Regions from separate parts of the Homo sapiens genome. Here regions 2, 3 and 4 are each linked to region 1. Evidence: chromatin contacts called from ENCODE Hi-C or POLR2A ChIA-PET data. All regions are on one chromosome and are shown on one strand. Each heading gives the region's core, a stretch centred on a gene start or an enhancer-like site at or near the end of the contact. The rest is flanking DNA. Distances are from core to core; before and after follow the strand shown.

Region 1 (4,429 bases), core at 629-3,128:
GCCCACCTCCCCTCATCGCAAAGCTCCATTTCCGAGAACATTTCCTGTTTGTGACACCAACAGGGTCCCCAGCCCACACAGTGCAGGGCGGGGACTCCCCCAGCCAGCCAGACTCCGGCCAGCCTTGTTGGGGCCCTAAGTCACATGGCCCCCTGTGAGCCTCGCTTTCCCCATCTCTCTAGTGGGGGCTCCCCAGGGAGCATGTACGGAGCTCCGTCACACAGGGGCCAGCAGGGACCAGGGGGCGGGACCCGGGAGGTGCAGCTGGTGGTTAATGGTGGACCACAAGTTACAGTGATTCCACCAACATGCACCTCAGGCCACCACCGTGTGTGCACACTCGAGACACACAGACACAGCCAGACACACACAGGCAGAAACACAGCAGACACACAGGCAGAAATGTGACAGACAGAAACACAGCAGGCAGACGCACAGACGTGCACAGACACACACACAGAAACATGGCAGACACACAGACACACACACAGATAGAAACATGACAGACACACAGGCAGAAATGTGACAGAAACACAGCAGACAGATGCACAGACATGCACAGACACACATACAGAAACATGGCAGATACACAGACACACACAGATAGACACACACAGAAACACCACAGACACACCCAGACAGAAACATGACAGACACACAGGCAGAAATGTGACAGACAGAAACACAGTAGACAGACGCACAGGCATGCACAGACACACATACAGAAACATGGCAAATACATAGACACATACAGATAGACACACACAGATGGAAACATGACAGACACAGACACACACAAGCAGAAACACAACAGACACACAGACACACGCAGATAGACACACACAAGCAGAAACACAACAGACACACAGCCACACACAGACACATACAGGCAGAAACACGACAGACATAGACACACACAGATACACACATAGGCACACAGGCAGAAATGTGACAGACACAGACAGAAAAACACAGACACACAGGCAGAAACACAACAGGTACATAGATACAGACAGACACAGAAAGACACACAGAAGAACACACAGTATTTAACAGTCACAGACTCTCGGCAGAAACAAACACACGGTCACACACACAAAACCACCACACACGCACAGACACAGACACACAACCAGGGCCATGCATGGTTCACTCCCAGAGACAAGATCACACACACAGCCGCACAACCACACTCGATCCCTGCCACACCCAGGGCCTGGGCCCCCTCCCCGGCTGCAGCCCCCTGAGTCTGGGACCCCCATTCACAGCCATGTGGCCCCACAGAGACCAGAGAGCCCCCCGGACAGAATCAGCCTGGGCCGCACCCAGACCCAGCCGCCTGGGCGCCCAGGGCAGGCCTCAGGGCACCATGCCACCCGCCGGGCCACACAGGGGACACCTGGCACCTGGCCGCTGTCACCGCGGGCTTTGCGACACACCCACAGCAGGGCAGGGCCAGCGCCGGATGCGCCCAGCAGCCCGGGCTCACACCAGAGCAGTGCATCCCGCCCTAAGCCAGCGGGGCGACCTCACCTTCAGAGACCTCATCTGCGGGGCTCCCACCTGGCTGGATCCCGCGCCCGGGGGTCCGGGCGCCGTCTGGAGCTGAGCAGGCAGATGTGCGGGCGCCGAGGGTGGGGCGAGGGCTGGGGGCGGGCAGAGGGAGGGGAAGGACGGGCTCGAGCGGGACCTCCCAGGGAAACTGAGTCAGTCTGGCTGTGACCAGGGGCGGGCCCAGCAGAGGACCCACACAGATGGAGGGCGTGGCGGCACAGGACGCCCTGGGGTCGCGGCCTGGAGGGGTCCGCGGGGGCTAAGCCGAGCTGGGACGGGTGGGGGCCGCTGGCAGCCCGCGGCTCGCTCTCTCCGTCCAGTCTCTGTCTCCCGCTGTCTCTCATCAGCCCCGCCCACCCTGCGCTGGCCACGCCCCTCGGGCCCGGGCCTGGCTGACTTGGAGTCAGTGGGTGCCCCCCGCACGCCGGGACACCCTACAGCCTTCTGGGGAAGGCGGCGCCCTTGGGACCCCCAGGCCACCGGTGGCAGGGATGCAATGGCCCGCGTAGGGGTGGCAGGGGCGCTTCCTCGGGAGCCTCAGCCCCTCCAGCCGCCCAGCGCCCTGCCAGGCCTCTTCCCGGCGCTCCCGCCGCCAGGCCCGCATTATTCACCATCTGGGCAGCACCCAAGGCCTGGAGGGGGCGGGGCAGGTCCAGGCGGATCGGCTCCCGGGGGTCGCCCAGACTCCAGGGCTCCAAATTCACTGGGTGCGCTGGAACGCGGCACACAGTAGTAGTATGCCCTGCTTAATACATACAGGACATATTTGAGGCCCCTTCCAGGGGTGGGGTGGGAGGACAGAGGGATGGGGGGTGCACCAGACGACACAGCCAGACTGAGAAAGGTGGTCCCAGAGCAGGTGAGCCGGGAGGGCTGGGGTGATGGCATCGCATGGGAGGGTCTCTTGAGGAGGCTCGGAGGTGGCTTTGGAGCCAGAGGAGGAACAGTCTGGAGCCGGGAGGCTGCAGTGGGGGATGGGCACTCTTTCCTGGCCACCCCCCAGCTCGGGCTGGGGAAGGAGGGATGGAGCCCAACAGGAATGGCTGAGAAGGTGCCGGACGCAGGGACTGGGACCGTCTCTTTGCAGAGGGGGGACCTTGGGCTTCCTTGGCCTTGTTTGTACACCCGAGCCGGACAGAACCTTGAGTTAGGGACCTGGAGTGGGACCGGACAAGCTGACCTTGCCCTGACTGCACCCCACCCCGTCCCCTGGGCCCGGGAGGGCTGCTAGTCCAGGCTGTGAGTGAGGGGTATTCCCAGCCTGGCCCGGCCCTCTCGTCAGCCCAGTCCGGAAGCCCCTTCCCCGGCTACCCCGCCCACTATCCTTCCTCCTCCTGGCCTTCGGCCACACCCAACCTCCCTCCCAAAGCTCTATCCCATTAAGTCACCAGCCATTTAACACAACTTCTCTCTTTCCTGGCAAGGAGGCTATCCAACTCCTATGGATGTGGCAAAACCCTGGCTCCAAGGCTGCTTTCCCGTGAAGCCGACCTAATCTCCAAGTCTTACTCTCCCCAACCCCTCTCTGTGTTCAGCTTATACAGTGGGACAATTATGAGCTCCAAGTGAGACCTGAAACCAGGCCTGCCCTTCAGGATGCCCTAGGCTGGAGAATGAACTGGACACAGGCTGTTCCAGCCCCCTGGGGTCAGGGCTGGGCCAAAGGAAGAGACAGGGCCTAGGGAAGCCCAGAGGTGAGCTAGGAAGACATCTTGTGAGGAGAGGGCATGGGAAGTGGGGTTTTGTAGGATGAATAGGAGCTCCCCAGGTCTGGGCTACGTGGCAGTGACAGGAATTGCATGTATAAAGCTTTGGAGGCAAGAGAGAGCATGAGGCCCTTGCTACACTAACTGCAAGGAGGGCAGATGTTGGGGGAGGAGGATGTGGGGCTGGGGCTCCAGATGAGGGGGCAGTGAGAGACGGAGGAAGGCTGTCCTGTCCCCACTTCCTCTGTCCTCGGCCCTGAGATAACAAGGACAATGACTCTTCTGGGAAACAGCCTGGGCAGAGTTCAGAGAAGGACACTTGCATTTAGCTTAAGCCTCACCACATCTCTGCAAGGCAGGGGGTAAAGATACTCTTAAATTTTAGAGATGGGGAAACTGAGGCACAAAGGGGGAACAATGCCACGCCCATGTGTGGGATTGGAACATGAGCACTGGGCTTCCCTGTCATCTGGGGCTGGTTGCTGGTCTCCCGGTCTTGGCCCGCCCCCCGCCCCCCACCCCCCGCCAGCACTTCGGGTTCAATGGGAGCACAGGAGGCTCTGGTGGGAGGAGTTGTGAGGGGCTGGGGGGCAGATGGTGGGAACAGAGGCCAGGCTCAGGATGTACCCCCGTGGCTGCGGTTTCCGGCGGGGGCCGGGCAGGGAGCGTCTATTCTTAGCTCTGGACACAGCCAAAGTCAGGAAGCTGGGTGGGGGCGGGGGCAGCTTCCAGGACACCAGGTGGACCTCGGGCCATGGTGGAGAGTCATGGGGTAGATGGGGGGGTGGTGTGCAGAGCCTACCCCTGGCCCCCACCTCCAGTCTGCCTGCAGGGTCTCGACACCCAGCTCGGAGGCCCTCCCCAGCTCACGCGCCCTCCGTAGCTCCCTGGTGCCCAGCTCCCCTAGGATCTGGCTCCTTAGCTTGGCCTGAGCCCTGTGTGCCCCCTGCCCTGGGCACACCTGCTGCCCTGTCCTCTGCAAGGCAGCCGTCACCCTTCTCGGCCAGCAGCCCGTCTTCCCAGGCTCAGTGCCCGTGACCCTTCAGGGGTCCCAGGGCCCCAGCTCTGCTCCCTCCAGACTGGGGCCCCTGGCAAACCATGTGTCTTGCCAGTTGGAGGACAGCCATCTCCCTTGGGGTGCAAAAGGAACGTGAGGAGGAGGAAGCAGG
Region 2 (4,429 bases), core at 126-2,625, 130 kb before region 1:
CAGAGAGGGGAGGGGCTTATAAAAGAAGGGGGGCTTAGAGGGGACGGAGTTTACAAATCAGGAGGGCTCAGAAGGGGCGGGGCTTATAATGCAGGCAGAGGCTCAGGGGGAGGGGCTTATAAAGGCGGACCTCAGAAGGGCGGGGCTTATGACAAAGGAGTGGCTCAGGGGTGGGGTTTATAAAGGAGAACAAGCTCAGGGGAGGGGCTTATGAAGGAGGAGGTGGCTCAGATGGGGAGGGCTTATAAAGAAGAGTCTGGGGGGTTGGGGCTTACAACAGAGGAGCTGTTGGGGGGAGCTTATAAAAGGAGGCAGAGGCTTAGAGGGAGGGGCTTATAAAGGAGGAGCTCAGAGGGGAGGTGCTTATAAGGGGAGAGGGTCTCAGAGTGGGAGGGGCTTATAAAGGCGGCAGAGGCTCAGGAGGAGGGGCTTATAAAGAAGGAGGAGCTCAGAGGGGAGGGGCTTACAACAGACGAGGGGCTCAGGGAGGGGTCTATAAAGGATGAGTGAGAAGGAGGGGCTTACAGAGGAGGAAGAGGCTCAGATGGGGAGGGGCTTGTGAACTAGGGGGCTCAGAGTGGGAGGGGCTTGTAGAGGAGGCAGAGGCTCAGGGGGAGGGGCTTATAAAGAAGGAGGAGCTCAGAGGGGAGGGGCTTACAGAGGAGGAGGGACTCGGGGAGGGGTTTATAAAGGAGGGAGAGTGAGAAGGAGGTGCTTACAAAGGAGGAAGGGGCTCGGATGGGGAGAGGCTTGTGAACTAGGGGGCTCAGAGGGAGAGGGGCTTATAGAGGAGGCAGAGGCTCAGGGGGAGGGGCTTATAAAGAAGGAGGAGCCCAGAGGGGAGGGGCTTACAGAGGAGGAGGGGCTCGGGGAGGGGTTTATAAAGGAGGAGGAGTGAGAAGGAGCGGTTCACAAAAGAGGCGGGGACTCAGATGGGGAGGGGCTTGTAAAGGAGGCCCGAGCTCAGAGTGGGGCCGAGCTCAAGGCGGGGGGTTCAGCCAGGTGTGCTCAGAAGGGCTGGAGAGGGGAAAGGCTCGGGTGGGCGGTGGGGGGTCCCTTACAGAGGAGGGCAGAGCCCAGCGAGAGGGAGGCCGGGCGGTACTGCGGGGGTTGAGAAGGGCCTCCAAGCCACTCTTCCTTTTCTTCCTGCCCCCTCTCCTTTTTCTCGCCATGGAAAATTGGGAGATGGTGATCACCTGACCAACTCCCCTATCCCGCGACGCCCCCTCCCGCCCCCCTGCACCTACCCTGCTGGGCCTCCACCGGGGAGAGGAGCAGAAACTCCAGCACCAGAAGGGCCCCCAGGGTCTCCATGACGGTCGAGTGAGCCAGCAGCCAGCCAGCGGCGGTCCCGGGTCGGCGTCCACAGGTTTGGTGTGGGCGAGGCCCTGCCTCCCCGTGATAAGGCACAGGCGGTCCCCGGGCGGGGGATGCCTGAGACCTGGGAGCGGGGCCCGCCCCTGGCACCACCTGATTGGGCATCCTGCCCCTCCCCTGCCAGCTCCTGCCCCATCGCTCTCCCTCCGGGAGGCCAGACTCTGGACCTGTGTAACAATTAACTGAGGGAGTCCCTCCTCCCTGCACCCTGCCCTGGGGACCATCAGCCTCAGGGCCACCCCTTTGTGATCCCTGCTGCAGGGGCTGAGCTGAGATGGCTGCGACCTCCCGTCCCGGCCCAGGCCCCGTGCCACTCTGGACACAGGGGGAACTCACAAATACAACTGGAATATCTTAAGAAGGGTGCGCCCACCCAGTGCCTCACACCTGTAATCCCACTACATTGAGAGGCCAACGCGGGCAGATCCTTGAGCCTAACCTGGGCAACTTAGTCAAGCCCTACCTCTACAAAAATAGAAAAATTAGCCAGGCGCGGCGGGCACCTGCAGGCCCAGCTACTAGGGTGTGCTGAAGTGGGAGGATCACTTGAGCCCAGGAGTTTGAGGCTGCAGCCAGTTATGGCCGCACCACCGCACTCCAGCCTGGGTGACAGAGGAAGACCCTGTCTCAAAGGAAATAAAAAAAATTAGAAATACAAAGAGTTACCAAGGCTGGGTACAGTGTCTCACGCCTGTAATCCCAGCACTCTGGGAGGCTAAGGCGGGAGAATCGCTTGAGGCCAGGAGTTCCAGACCAACCTCCTCCCGTCTCTAAAATAAAAAATGTAAAACTTAGCTGAGCATGGTGGCCTGCACCTGTAGTCTCAGCTACTCAAAGAGACTGAGGTGAGAGGATCGCTTGAGCCCAGGAGTTCGAGGCTGCAGCGAGCTACGACTGCACCACTGCATGCACCACCGCACTCCAGCCTGGGCAACAGAACAAGACCTTGTCTCTCAAAGCAAATTTGAGAGTCACCTTTTGTGCTCTCAGAGTACACATGAGGCTCCGTGCTCGGCAATTTCACAGATCGCATTTCCTTTTCTTAACACCCCGTGAAATGGTGCCGGTCTCATTGTGCCCAGGAAAGTCAAGGTCACGCAGCAGGTCTGACCTGGGATTTGAAGCCGGGTCTGCCTCGCCCCCAGCTTATCCTGCCTCGCCCAGGCTCTTGGCCCCTGAGGACCCACAAGCAGCCATGGGAGCACACAGGGACAGGGAAGGTGTGCAGAGGCCACATGCCCGTGGTCCACCTGCAAACCGGGACGCTCTCACGTGGGGATGCCCGGGAGCGTTGATGACTCAGGCTCCAGGCTCTCCTGTCCTCAACCTTGGTCCCTCGGCTGATTAGATAGTGGGCCCTGCCCGGGCGAAGGGGGACCCCGCCCCAGCTGACACGGGAGCAGCCATGGCCCAGACGAGTGGTAGGAAGGCCCGGCGTCATCGCACAGGTGTTTATGGAGCGCCTGCTGAGTCGCTGTCACTTCCTCTCTTCCGGAGGTCTGCGGATGACCGCTGAGCAGACCGGCCACTCAGCAGGATGGGGCTCACACATCCCAGCCCCAGGATGGCCACAGGTCTGCTTGAACCAGCCAGGCAGGCATCTATTAAACTCTGACTGTGTATCCCGTCTTGTGCAGGGCTTGGAAGAGAAGGAGGCCTTGGTGCTGTCTGGGAGCTCTCGATCTGATTAGGAAGTCAGGACCACCCCCCAGAGACAAGCAAACCCAGCAGCCGAGGCGGGGGCTGGAGAAGATTTGGAGGTAGGGGAGCCCAGCAGAGGGGGTGGGGGCAGGACCCGCCTTGGAGATCCTGCCCTCCAAAGTCAGTCAGTTGTCTGGGCTTTTTCTGAGAAAAGCACTCTGTGCTCTGAGACCTTGGCGAAGCCACTTCATCACTGCGTGCCTCGGTTTCCCCATCTGTTAAGTGGGGGCGATCAGTCCTACCTCGGAGGATTAAATGAGATACTGCATAGAAAAAGCCTGCTCTGCACAGCAGCAGGTACACGCTAAGCACTCGGTAAGGTTGGCCGATAATATTACAACGTTTTAAATCGCCCTAGTGTTTCTAATTCACAGTTTGCTGACGGCTTGGCTGAGGCTGAGCCGGGCAGGCTCTGCGTATGTGAAAGTCGCCAGCGTCCAACCCCCGGAACCTGCCGGCTGGGAAGGAGAAAGCCGTCCGCTGCGACCGGGCAGCTCAGGGTTTGCAGAAAGGGCTCCGGCGCGCGTAAGTTCTGTCTACACGACCGCCAAAGCGTCCGGAACCCGGATTCAGGATTCAAGTTGCCATCAGCTTCCAGAAGGAGCTTCGGGATGGGGGGTCCTTGAAGGCAATGGAGGGGCGGCGGGGCTCCGGGGGAGGCGGGGGTTCAGAGGGGGCTCCCTCCCCACCCCCGCCGGCGTCCTCCTCGCCCTGCCAGGCCAGGGCCAGCTGCAGGTCCAGCCCCTCCAAGTCCTCGCCGGTCAGGCTGGGGCGCAGCTCCCGGGGTGCGGCCTCCTGGTCTGGCTTCGGGCCAAACGCCCAGTCTGCGGCAAGGGAGCTGGTGAGGCAACTCCCCGGCCCCGGCCACCCTCCTCTGTCCCCTCCTCAGCTAGGAGAAGCACTAGGATCCCCTGACCACCCACCCAGGGTGACCCAGCATCGGCCCCAGCTGGGTTTCGGTGGGGGCAGCTCACCGGCCAGGTCGTGGGCGAGGTCTTTGATGAGGTGCCCGACGATGGCGTAGGCGACGGCCACCACCACCAGCGCGGCCAGCAGCAGGTACAGCACGTACCTGGGCAGGCGGATGCTGTCCAGGGGCGGCGGCCGGTACTCCTCGTACAGCGGCGGGGACGGGCTCCAGCCCTCGGCCTCCCCCTCGGCCGCCAGCCCCGGCATGGTGTCCGCCCGGCACAGGGGAGGCCCGGAGGTGACCCACACAGCGGAAGTATTAAGGGGCTTTGAGCTAAGAGGATTGGGCGGCTGCCCCACGGCCACCATCTGCCTGGGTTAATCACATTGTAAATCACTTCCGCCCACCCGCAACCTACCTGCTCAGCTCCAGCCACGACTC
Region 3 (4,429 bases), core at 990-3,489, 100 kb before region 1:
TTCAACCACCGCCTCCCGGGTTCAAGGGATTCTCCTGCCTCAGCCTCCCGAGAAGCTGGGATTACAGGCGCGTGCTACCACGCTCAGCTAATTTTTGTATTTTTAGTAGAGATGAGGTTTCGCCATGTTGACCAGGATGGTCTCGATCTCTTGACTTCATAATCCGCCCTCCTTGGCCTCCCAAAGCACTGGGATTATAGGCGCAAGCCACTGCGCCGGGCAAGAACTTTTTAAATAACAGCTGTATTGAGATATAGTTTACATACTGTACAATTCATCTGTGTAAAGTGATAATTCAGTGGTGTTTAGTATATTCAGAGTCGGGCAGCCATCATCACATAAATTTTTTTTTTTTTTTTCCGAGACGGAGTCTTGCTTTGACACCCAAGGTGGAGTGTGGTGGCATGATCTGGGCTCACTGCAACCTACACTTCCCGGGTTCAAGTGATTCCCCTGCTTCAGCCTCCCGAGTAGCTGGGACTACAGGTGCGCGCCAGCACACCCGGCTCATTTTTGTATTTTTAGTAGAGATGGGGTTTCACCAGATTGGCCAGGCTGATCTTGAACTCCTGACCTCAAGTGATCTGCCCGCCTCAGCCTCCCAAAGTGCTGGGATTACAGGTGTGAGCCACAGCTCACGGCCATCACATCAATTTTAGAACATATCCATCAACCCCCCAAAATAAAGTCCATTCCAGTCACTCCTGATCCCCCTCTCCCAGCCCTTGGCAACCACTAATCCACTTCCTGTCTCTATGGATTTGCTTATCTGGACATTTCGTATCAATGGAATCACTCACTATGTGGTCTTTTGTATCTGGCTTCTTTCACTGGGCATGATGCTTTCGAGGTTCATCCAATCTGTAGCCTGTGTCCGAGCCTCATTGCCTCATATTGCAAAACACCGTGTCATTGTATGAATGGAGCATTTTCCCTTCATCTGTGGATGTACATTTGGGTTGTGTGCACTTTGTGGATGTTATGAATAAAGCTGCTATGCACATAGGTGTGTGAGTTTTTGCGTGGATGTTACATGTTTGTTTCTCTTGGGTAGATACCTAGGAGTGTTACTGCTGTGTCATGTGGCAATTCTATGTTTAACCTTTTTTTTTTTTTTTTTTTTTTTGAGACTGAGTCTTGCCCTGTTGCCTAGGCTGGAGTACAATGGTGCGATCTTGGCTCACTGCAACCTTTGCCTCCCGGGTTCAAGCAATTCTCCTGCCTCAGTCTCCCCAGTAGCTGGGATTACAGGCGCCTGCCACGATGCTTGGCTAATTTTTCGTATTTTTAGTAGAGACGGGGTTTCACTATGTTGGCCAGGCTGGTCTCGAACTCCTGACCTCAGGTGATCCACCCACCTCCACCTCCCAAAGTGCTGTGATTACAGGCGTGAGCCACCGCGCCCGGCCCATAATTTTTTTAAAAACCTGTTTTTTGTTTTTTTTTTCAAGACGTAGTGTTGCTCTGTCACCCTGGCTGAAGTGCAGTGGCGCAATCTCGGCTCATTGCAACCTCTGCCTCCTGGGTTCAAGGGATTCTTCTGCCTCAACCTCCCGAGTAGCTGGGATTAACTCCGTACCTCAGGTGATCCGCCCGCCTCGGCCTCCCAAAGTGCCGGGATTACAGGCTTGAGCCACCGCACCTGGCCTAAAAACCTGTTTTGTTCCCTGCTGTCTCACTGGGGCCTGGAGGAGCAGCACTTAGGAGCGCAATGCAGGTTTGTTGAATAAATTAATGACTCTCAGCAGTGACGTTTGTACGTTCGGGACACGCACCTGGTGTTGGGTCCCATCTGCGCTCATTAGGCGCGACGTCAATGCCGCACTGAGGTGTGCCTGGCTTCGATCTACCCTAGGAAGGGTCTGCCCTGGGGCGCCCCATTCCGCGACTGTCCCCAGTGGGAACCACGCCCTCCATCTACCAGAGCCATTTCTGCAACGTCTAGCACCCCGCGGGTCCTCTTCCGGCCGCGGTTGCCCTGGGCAACGCGTGGAGCCGCGCTTCCTGTATTGATTTGAATCGCGGGAGACGTCACGTCCTCCCGAGATGCCCAACGCGCGCAGGCGCAGCCACTCGGAGTGGGCAGGGCCTGGCTGGGTGTTGGGCAGGGCCTGGCGGTGTGTGGGGTAGGCGGGGGGCGTGGCCGCGATTAGCCGCGCGCGGCGTGGGGGCGTGGTCGGGTTGCGGGGGTGCGCGCGGCCGGCCGGGCGCGCGCGGCGGAGGGAGGGAGCCGGGAGGCAGCGGAGGAGCGACCGCCGCCATATTAGGGACCGCGGAGCCCGGGATCCCGTCAGCGGCGGCCGCGGCCGGGCCTGCGGGAGCTGCGGAGGCCGGAGGCGGGCGCTGTGCGGTGCCAGGAGAGGCGGGGTCGGCGGGAGCCAGCGAGCCACGGGAGCGAGCCAGGTGAGGCGGCCGGGGTCGGGGACCCGCCCCCCGGGCCCTAGGCGGCGGAGCTTGACTGCGACCCCCCAAAACCGGGACGGCGGGGCGGGCTGCGACCCCCACCCCAGCTCAGGCCCCTCCAGGAGCCCCCAGTCCCCTCGAATGCCGCCTCCCAGGCCGAACTAGGCCCGGGTGACCTCAGCATCCGCGTCTCCCGAGTTAACACCCAAATCCCAGCGTCCCCCCCACGTCGGGGCCTGCCGTGACCCCCACCCCGAGCCACCTGTAAGTCGTGACCTCCCCGCAGCCGCCGTCAGCGTCCACCATTCTTTTTAAAATAGGCTGAGCCCTGCACCCCCAACCAGGGGACCCCACTGCGCACCCCTAGAACAGCAGACCCCGCCTCCTAACCCGGGTGATTTCTCCCTGGCCTGTCATCCCCGGGACTTCCCAGTTCAGACCCTCCCAGCTTGGGTCCTGCCCACACGAAGCCGCCCCCCATCGCTGAGCCTGTGGTGTGCGATGGCTCGCCCAGGCCGCAACCAGCCCCTCGCCCCAGTAAAATGCAGTCCCAGCCCGGGACACCCGGAAACCTGTGTCTGTGGTCACTGTTGTGTCCACCAGTCCCCGCAGGCACGGGTTGAGTGCATGGATGTCCCCGTCTCACCTCATCTCGCTGATTTCTGCTCCCCCACCCTCCCAGCGTGCCCCCTACCAGCCCCCATTCCCCCGAAATCCAGCTCTCCCACCAAAGCCTCAGACGAGCTATCCGTGCACAAGCCCCTCCCTCCTCCGAACTGAACCTCCGTCCTGCGTCCTGCCCCGTGTCTTCTCCAAACGCAAGCCTGGCCATCTCGGATCCCCAGAATATGGAGTGTGCCCCCCATTCAGAGCCGTTTTACCCCTACTCAAACCTGTGACACCCCCTCCCCCTCTTCCACCGTCCAGACCTGTCTCCACCCCACGTCCTGAGACCCCCGATATGCAGATGTTCAGCCTAAATCTGTTTTGTCTTTTCCCCTGTTTTCTCCACCCCAAACTCATCCTCTGGTTCAGGGCGTCTCTCTGGTTCCGATTCCCCCGCCCCGCCCCAGTCTACCGGGCGATGACCTCATGCCTCTCCGTGGTGAGGCCCCCACCCCAACCTATGTGCTTTGAAGGAGGGTGATTTACCTAAGGGAAAACCATCCACCAAGGACACACACCACCAGCATGAGGGCAGCCTGCGGGGACTTTGAAGTGAAGGCGGAGTGGTCTCTCTCGGGGTGGGGGTGGGGATAGAAGCTGACGGCATCACCTAGGTTTGGTCCCCGGAGTGGATGTGTCGGGGGCCGTCTGTCATGCGGAATTCCGCGTGGGCCTCCTCCTGTGTCAGGGGCCCGTGTGTTTTGGCGACACCCGATTGTCATTTCCTTCGGAATCCCAAGTGGAGGCAGGTGTGCTGGCCACTGGCCGCTGCCCGGCGCCTTGAGCAGCGAGCGGAGTTGGGTTGCAGAGGGTTTTGCTAAGGGAGCAGACACTTACTCAAAGGCAAGCCCGGTGCTTTACTGGGGAGGGGTATCTTGGCAAGGTGGTACCCGCCAGTTTGCCCCTGTGACTTGCTTCCCAGGTCAAATTTCAGAACCTGTGCCCTGGCTGCAGGCAGTGGTGGGGGTAGGGGTTGGGGTGGGGCTTTGGGGTTTGGAGGAGGAGTTTCTAGAAACAGACAAGCCGGATTGGTCTTCAAGGTGGGGCTACATTGATTTTCTTTTTTTTTTTTTTTTTTTTTGAGATGGAGTTTCGCTCTGGGCTGAAGTCCAGTGGCGCGATCTCGGCTCACCGCAACCTCTGCCTCCCAGGTTCAAGTGATTCTCCTGCCTCAGCCTCCTGAGTAGCTGGGATTACAGGTGTGCGCACCACGCCCGGCTATTTTTGTATTTTAAGTAGAGACAGGTTTTCACCATGTTGGCCAGGCTGGTCTCCAACTCCTGACCTCAGGCGATCTGCCCGCCTCGAGGCCTCCCAAAGTGCTGTGATTACAGGCGTGCGCCACCGCGCTCGGCCTTAC
Region 4 (4,429 bases), core at 1,138-3,637, 77 kb after region 1:
TCCCAAGTAGCTGGGATTACAGGCGTTCACCACTACCACCTGGCTAATTTTTGTATTTCTAGTAGCGACGGAATTTTGCCATGTTGGCCAGGCTGATCTCGAACTCCTGACCTCAGGTGATCCACCCACCTCGGCCTCCCAAAGTGCTGGGATTACAGGCATGAGCCACCGCGCCTGGCCCACTTTTGTCTTTTGTTTGAAGTTCCCTGTAATAAAAGCTGCAGCTCGTACACACATCCCCCCGCGGGCTGGTGCTCTGCAAGCTGCGTCTCTGACCCTCTCAATGCTCCATGAGGTGACTGGCATTGGACCTATTTTACAGCTATGTAAACTGAGGCTCAGAGGTCTCTGCTAGTCAAAGGCAGCAACATTCGCTCCAGCCTGGACTTGAAGGGCAAACGGCAGCCCCAGGGCAGCCCCTGGGGGAGGGCAAACAGCAGCCCCAGGGCAGCCCCTGGGGGAGGAGCAAACTTAAGGCACATTCTTCAGATAAACTCCAGGGGGTCACTTAGCCAAACGAGCCCTGGGGCCTGCGTTTGGTCCTCTGGCCCCTCAGGCCCACCAGGATCCAAAGCGAACTCCTTCCCCGTCAGCCTGGCGTGTAGGAATATGCTTCCACGAGCCCAGATTGCAGAGCCTGCTGCACGCTGCATGCTGGTCTGACCCCGTCACCACCCCCACCAATAGCACAGAGGGAGACAAAGAGAAGGTGCCTAACATTTCTTAGAAAAGGCATCGTGGGCCAGGCACAGTGGCTCACTCTTATAAACCCAGCACTTTGGGAGGCTGAGGCGGGTGGATCACCTGAGATCAGGAGTTTGAGACCAGTCTGGCCAACATGGTGAGGCCCCGTCTCTACTAAAAATACAAACATTAGCCAGGCATGGGGGTGCGCGCCTGTAATCCCGGCTACTCAGGAGGCTGAGGCAGGAGAATCGCTCAAACCCAGGAGGCAGAGGTTGCAGTGAGCTGAGATCGCACCACTGCATTCCAGCCTGGACAACAGAGCAAGACTCCATCTAAAAAAAAAAAAAAAAAGGCATTGTGGGCCAGGCGCAGTTCTCATACCTGTCATCCCAGCACACTTGGAGGCCGAGGTGGGAGGATTGCTTGAGCCCAGGAATTCCAGACCAGACCGAGCAACATAGCAAGACATAGCAAGACCCCACCTCTTCAAAAAACAAAAAAATTATCTGGCGTGGTGACGTGTGCCTGTAGTCCCGGCTACTCGGGAGGCTGCGGTGGGAAGACTGCTTGAGCCCCAGAGTTGGAGGCTGCAGTGAGCTATGATGGTGACACTCCATTTCAGCCTGGGTGACAGAGCAAGACTGTCCCTATAAAAAAATTAAAAAAATAAAAAATAAAGAGCAGAAGCTCTCTTGGAAGCGGCTCCTCCAGCCCCAGTTGAGCCTTCAGAGGAGGCAGTCCCGGCTGACAGCTTCACCACAGCCTCATGAGAGACCCCGAGCCAGGACCACCCAGCTACGCCGCTCCCAGACTCCTGACTCAGAAACTGTGTGAGGTCACAGATGTTGCCTCAATGAACGTTTGCTGGACAGAGGCCCAGATGGAGAACACCTCCCCTCCTCCCCCTCCCCTCCCCTCCTGTCCTTCCCCTCCCTCCTCTCCTCCCCCTCCCTCCCCACACCAGGCTTGGTCCTGCCCTAGGGCCTCCGCACAGGCTGCGCCTCTGCCTGGAACTCTCTCTCCCACCCAACCTTGTTCAGGTCTAGATCAAATGTCACCTCCTCAGAGAGTCCCCTCCCTGGTCACCCTGCCCCCGCTGGGTTTACTTCTCTCTACTCCTTGGATCCTCCACATTTGTTCCCTCTGAGGCCATGAGCCCGGCCAGGGCAGCGACTTCATCTTTCCCCTCTGCAACAGTGCAGACAGCACGAGCCTGGCACGTGGGTAAGGCTGCCTGCGACAGTGTCCTCCTCCCAGGAGTTCCACGGAGATCTGGGTCCAGGGCACAGTGGGCTTGGCTCAGGAGGGAAACGGGGTTGGATGGGGTCAAGAGCCCAGGGGCGCAGGCTGCTTCCCGTCTCTAACCACTGAGCCACCCTGGAACAGCTGGAGCGCAGGCAGGAGCTGGCCAGAGACGAGCTAGCCCACCTTCGCCGTGTGTGTGGCGGGGCCCGCACCATATGAGAACCCCATGGCTTAGTCACGCAATTGTCCCAACAACCCTGTGACGTAGGCACTATTACTGCTCCCATTATGCAGAGGCGGAAACTGAGGCTCAGAGAGGTCAGATCGCTTGCCTGATCATGCAGCAAAAATGTAGGGGTGGACGCACCTGATTCCAGGATGTCAGGCCCCAGTCTGCGTCACCACAGCAGGGACGGGAGGAGAGTGAGGAGGAGCCAGGCGGGGGAAGGGCAGAGGGGCCTCCCAGGCAGAGGCACAGCCAGTACGGAGGCCCCGGGGCAGGACCGTGTCTGGAGAGCTGGGATCAGCCCGGGCACAGCAGGAACATCCTGTGCAGAGCACAGCCAGCCCCCGCTTCCCCTCCCGGGCAGTCCCACACCTCCCCCACACTGGAGCCCCTGCTTCCCCTCCCGGGCAGTCCCACACCCCCCCCACGCTGGAGCCCCCGCTTCCTCTCCCGGGCAGTCCCACACCTCCCCCATGTTGGAGCCCCCACCACCCCGACCAGTGCTGACTCTGTCTCTGCAGCAGGCCCGGCCCCCAGCACAGGAGAGGCAGAGCAGATGCTTCGGTGCCTGGAGCAGCACCCACAGCCTCCTGGCTGGGAAGTGGCCTCTGTGTCACCCACTGGACCTCAGGATTCCTCAAAATAAAGACGGAACGATAAGAAGAGCCTCCCGCTCACAGCGCTGCAGTGGTAACCACACCAGTCACGCATGAGCATTTCTTTGCCTTATAATTAGAGGCATCAAGATGAGCTCATTGCCGCCCCCTCACCCCACACACATCATCCAGCGCACAATCTCACAGCACTCACACACAGATGGGGACACCTGCTGCCTGCCAGGGTCCCTTCCATCCCGGGGACAGGGCCGAATTCCTTCCCCTTGAAAGTGGGCGGGTCTCAAGCCCTGCTTTGGCCAATCACATGATGCAGAAGTGACATGGGGGGAATTCTTCCATCAGCCTCTGCTCTCTTGGAATCCCTCCAGTACGATGCTGGGGCCAGGCTGGAGGGTGGCAGCAATGCGGAGAGAGGCCTGGGACAGGAGGCCACCAGGGTGTGCTGGCACAAGCCAGATGCCGCAGCAGAACCGACCTGCTGAGCCCAGCCAAGCCCAGCCAATACTGGGAAACTGACAGCAAAAGCACTGCAGCGTGAAGCCTCTCAGTGTGGCAGTGGTTTGTTGCATAATCCACGAATCCCACCACAGACGCACCCAGAGCGGGACCACCACCTGCTGAAGGTCACCCGGCACGTAGGGCCCAGGCAGCAAAGCCCCGGGCGGCTCTCTCCCTCTGAGCACCAGGATCTGGTTCCCTGTGACCCACCAGGAGAACTCAAGCTCTTAGTGCCACATGGCTTCCACCACTGTAGACACGTCACTCAGCAGTCAGGGCCAGACACGTGAATCTTAGAAGGTTCCAAGTTATTTCTGGGTGTGGGATGGGGGAGGGTCTCTTAATTTGCAACTTCCATCCTTTGGTGCCGTCTGAAATACATATTTTGTCATTTTTATTTATAGAAATGAGGCTTTTCTCAAAGCATTAACTCACTCAACTTGTAAAACAGGCAGAGGAAAAGAAAACAAACAGTGTGAACATCTGAAAAAGACGCCCAGACCCCTCTAATGATAAAAGACATGATATGAAACCAGCCTGCCAGCAATGGGTTGGGGACTCAGGGGGTCCTCACACGGCTGGGGGTGATGCCCGTGTCAATAGATTCTCCCCTAGGGGGCAGCCTGGCAGCATTTCTAATGTGTGTGCCCTTGGCAGCAACTTCAATTCTAGAACTTTCTCCTAGACAACTTCGGCACAGGTAAAAAGACAGGAGTCTCGCTGATTATATGGAACTCATAAGGTCCTACAAAGACTGTCTAAAGCAGGGGCTGGTATACCACAGTCCAGGGGCCGAACACAGCCCACTAAAGAAAGTTTTATTGGGCCAGGCACGGTGGCTCATGCCTGTAATCCCAGCACTTTGGGAGGCCGAGGCGGGCGGATCACGAGGTCAGGAGATCGAGACCATCCTGGCTAACACGGTGAAACCCCGTCTCTACTAAAAATACAAAAAATTAGCCGGGTGTGGTGGCGGGCGCCTGTAGTCCCAGCTACTCGGGAGGCTGAGGCAGGAGAATGGCGTGAACCCGGGAGGCGGAGCTTGCAGTGAGCTGAGATCATGCCACTGCACTCCAGCCTGGGTGACAGAGCGAGACTCCGTCTCAAAAAAAAAAAAAAAGTTTTATTGGAACATGGCCACACCCATGTGTTCACG

The links. A loop is a pair of places that touch in the nucleus more often than their neighbours do. ChIA-PET counts read pairs that join two places held with the same protein, here RNA polymerase II (POLR2A). Pooled maps may share reads with other maps.
Region 2: a loop to region 1 is called in a pooled map, with 2.3 times the contacts of the local background. The contact joins the promoter of SMIM24 here to the promoter of TBXA2R in region 1. A Hi-C loop is called at or near these places in 2 of 168 maps with a recorded cell type or tissue (posterior vena cava and tibial artery) and 2 of 50 pooled maps. POLR2A ChIA-PET finds 5 or more read pairs at or near these places in 2 of 52 experiments (activated CD4-positive, alpha-beta T cell and activated naive CD4-positive, alpha-beta T cell).
Region 3: a map of ascending aorta shows a loop between it and region 1 (2.0-fold over the local background). The contact joins the promoter of FZR1 here to the promoter of TBXA2R in region 1. A Hi-C loop is called at or near these places in 2 of 168 maps with a recorded cell type or tissue (Right ventricle myocardium inferior and ascending aorta), 3 of 37 single-sample maps with no recorded cell type and 9 of 50 pooled maps. POLR2A ChIA-PET finds 5 or more read pairs at or near these places in 7 of 52 experiments (AG04450, H1, HEK293 and 3 more).
Region 4: a pooled map shows a loop between it and region 1 (2.1-fold over the local background). The contact joins the enhancer-like site here to the promoter of TBXA2R in region 1. A Hi-C loop is called at or near these places in 4 of 50 pooled maps. POLR2A ChIA-PET finds 5 or more read pairs at or near these places in 3 of 52 experiments (CD4-positive, alpha-beta T cell, activated B cell and activated CD4-positive, alpha-beta T cell).

What each region holds. Positions count from the first base shown.
Region 1 is chr19:3,604,997-3,609,425 of GRCh38, forward strand. It overlaps TBXA2R (thromboxane A2 receptor), which reads right to left and starts at 1,879. Exons shown (of 3, transcript NM_001060.6): 1 at 1,534-1,879. It overlaps CACTIN-AS1 (CACTIN antisense RNA 1), which reads left to right and starts at 2,251. Exons shown (of 4, transcript NR_038865.1): 1 at 2,251-2,413. RefSeq lists enhancers at 856-1,430, 2,004-2,577 and silencers at 1,778-1,827, 1,938-2,017.
Region 2 is chr19:3,479,150-3,483,578 of GRCh38, forward strand. SMIM24 (small integral membrane protein 24) reads right to left here and starts at 1,376. Exons shown (of 4, transcript NM_001136503.2): 1 at 1,248-1,376. The coding sequence starts at 1,314. It overlaps SMIM44 (small integral membrane protein 44), which reads right to left and starts at 4,292. Exons shown (of 2, transcript NM_001395954.1): 1 at 4,053-4,292; 2 at 2,961-3,902. The coding sequence starts at 4,254. The coding sequence ends at 3,655. It overlaps LOC105372246 (a long non-coding RNA gene), which reads left to right and starts at 3,829. Exons shown (of 5, transcript XR_936264.2): 1 at 3,829-4,137. RefSeq lists an enhancer at 4,070-4,429.
Region 3 is chr19:3,504,072-3,508,500 of GRCh38, forward strand. FZR1 (fizzy and cell division cycle 20 related 1) reads left to right here and starts at 2,240. Exons shown (of 14, transcript NM_016263.4): 1 at 2,240-2,403. RefSeq lists enhancers at 1,615-1,664, 1,715-1,974, 2,785-2,994 and a silencer at 2,295-2,444.
Region 4 is chr19:3,681,352-3,685,780 of GRCh38, forward strand. All of the region lies in intron 1 of PIP5K1C (phosphatidylinositol-4-phosphate 5-kinase type 1 gamma), which reads right to left. Among named protein-coding and RNA genes, the nearest start is that of PIP5K1C, 17 kb to the right of the region's middle. RefSeq lists enhancers at 172-721, 722-1,269, 1,270-1,819, 2,240-2,534. Within about 2 kb of position 2,388, at least 9 of the 41 ENCODE cell types and tissues checked have a DNase peak (open chromatin) inside an H3K27ac peak, as active enhancers do.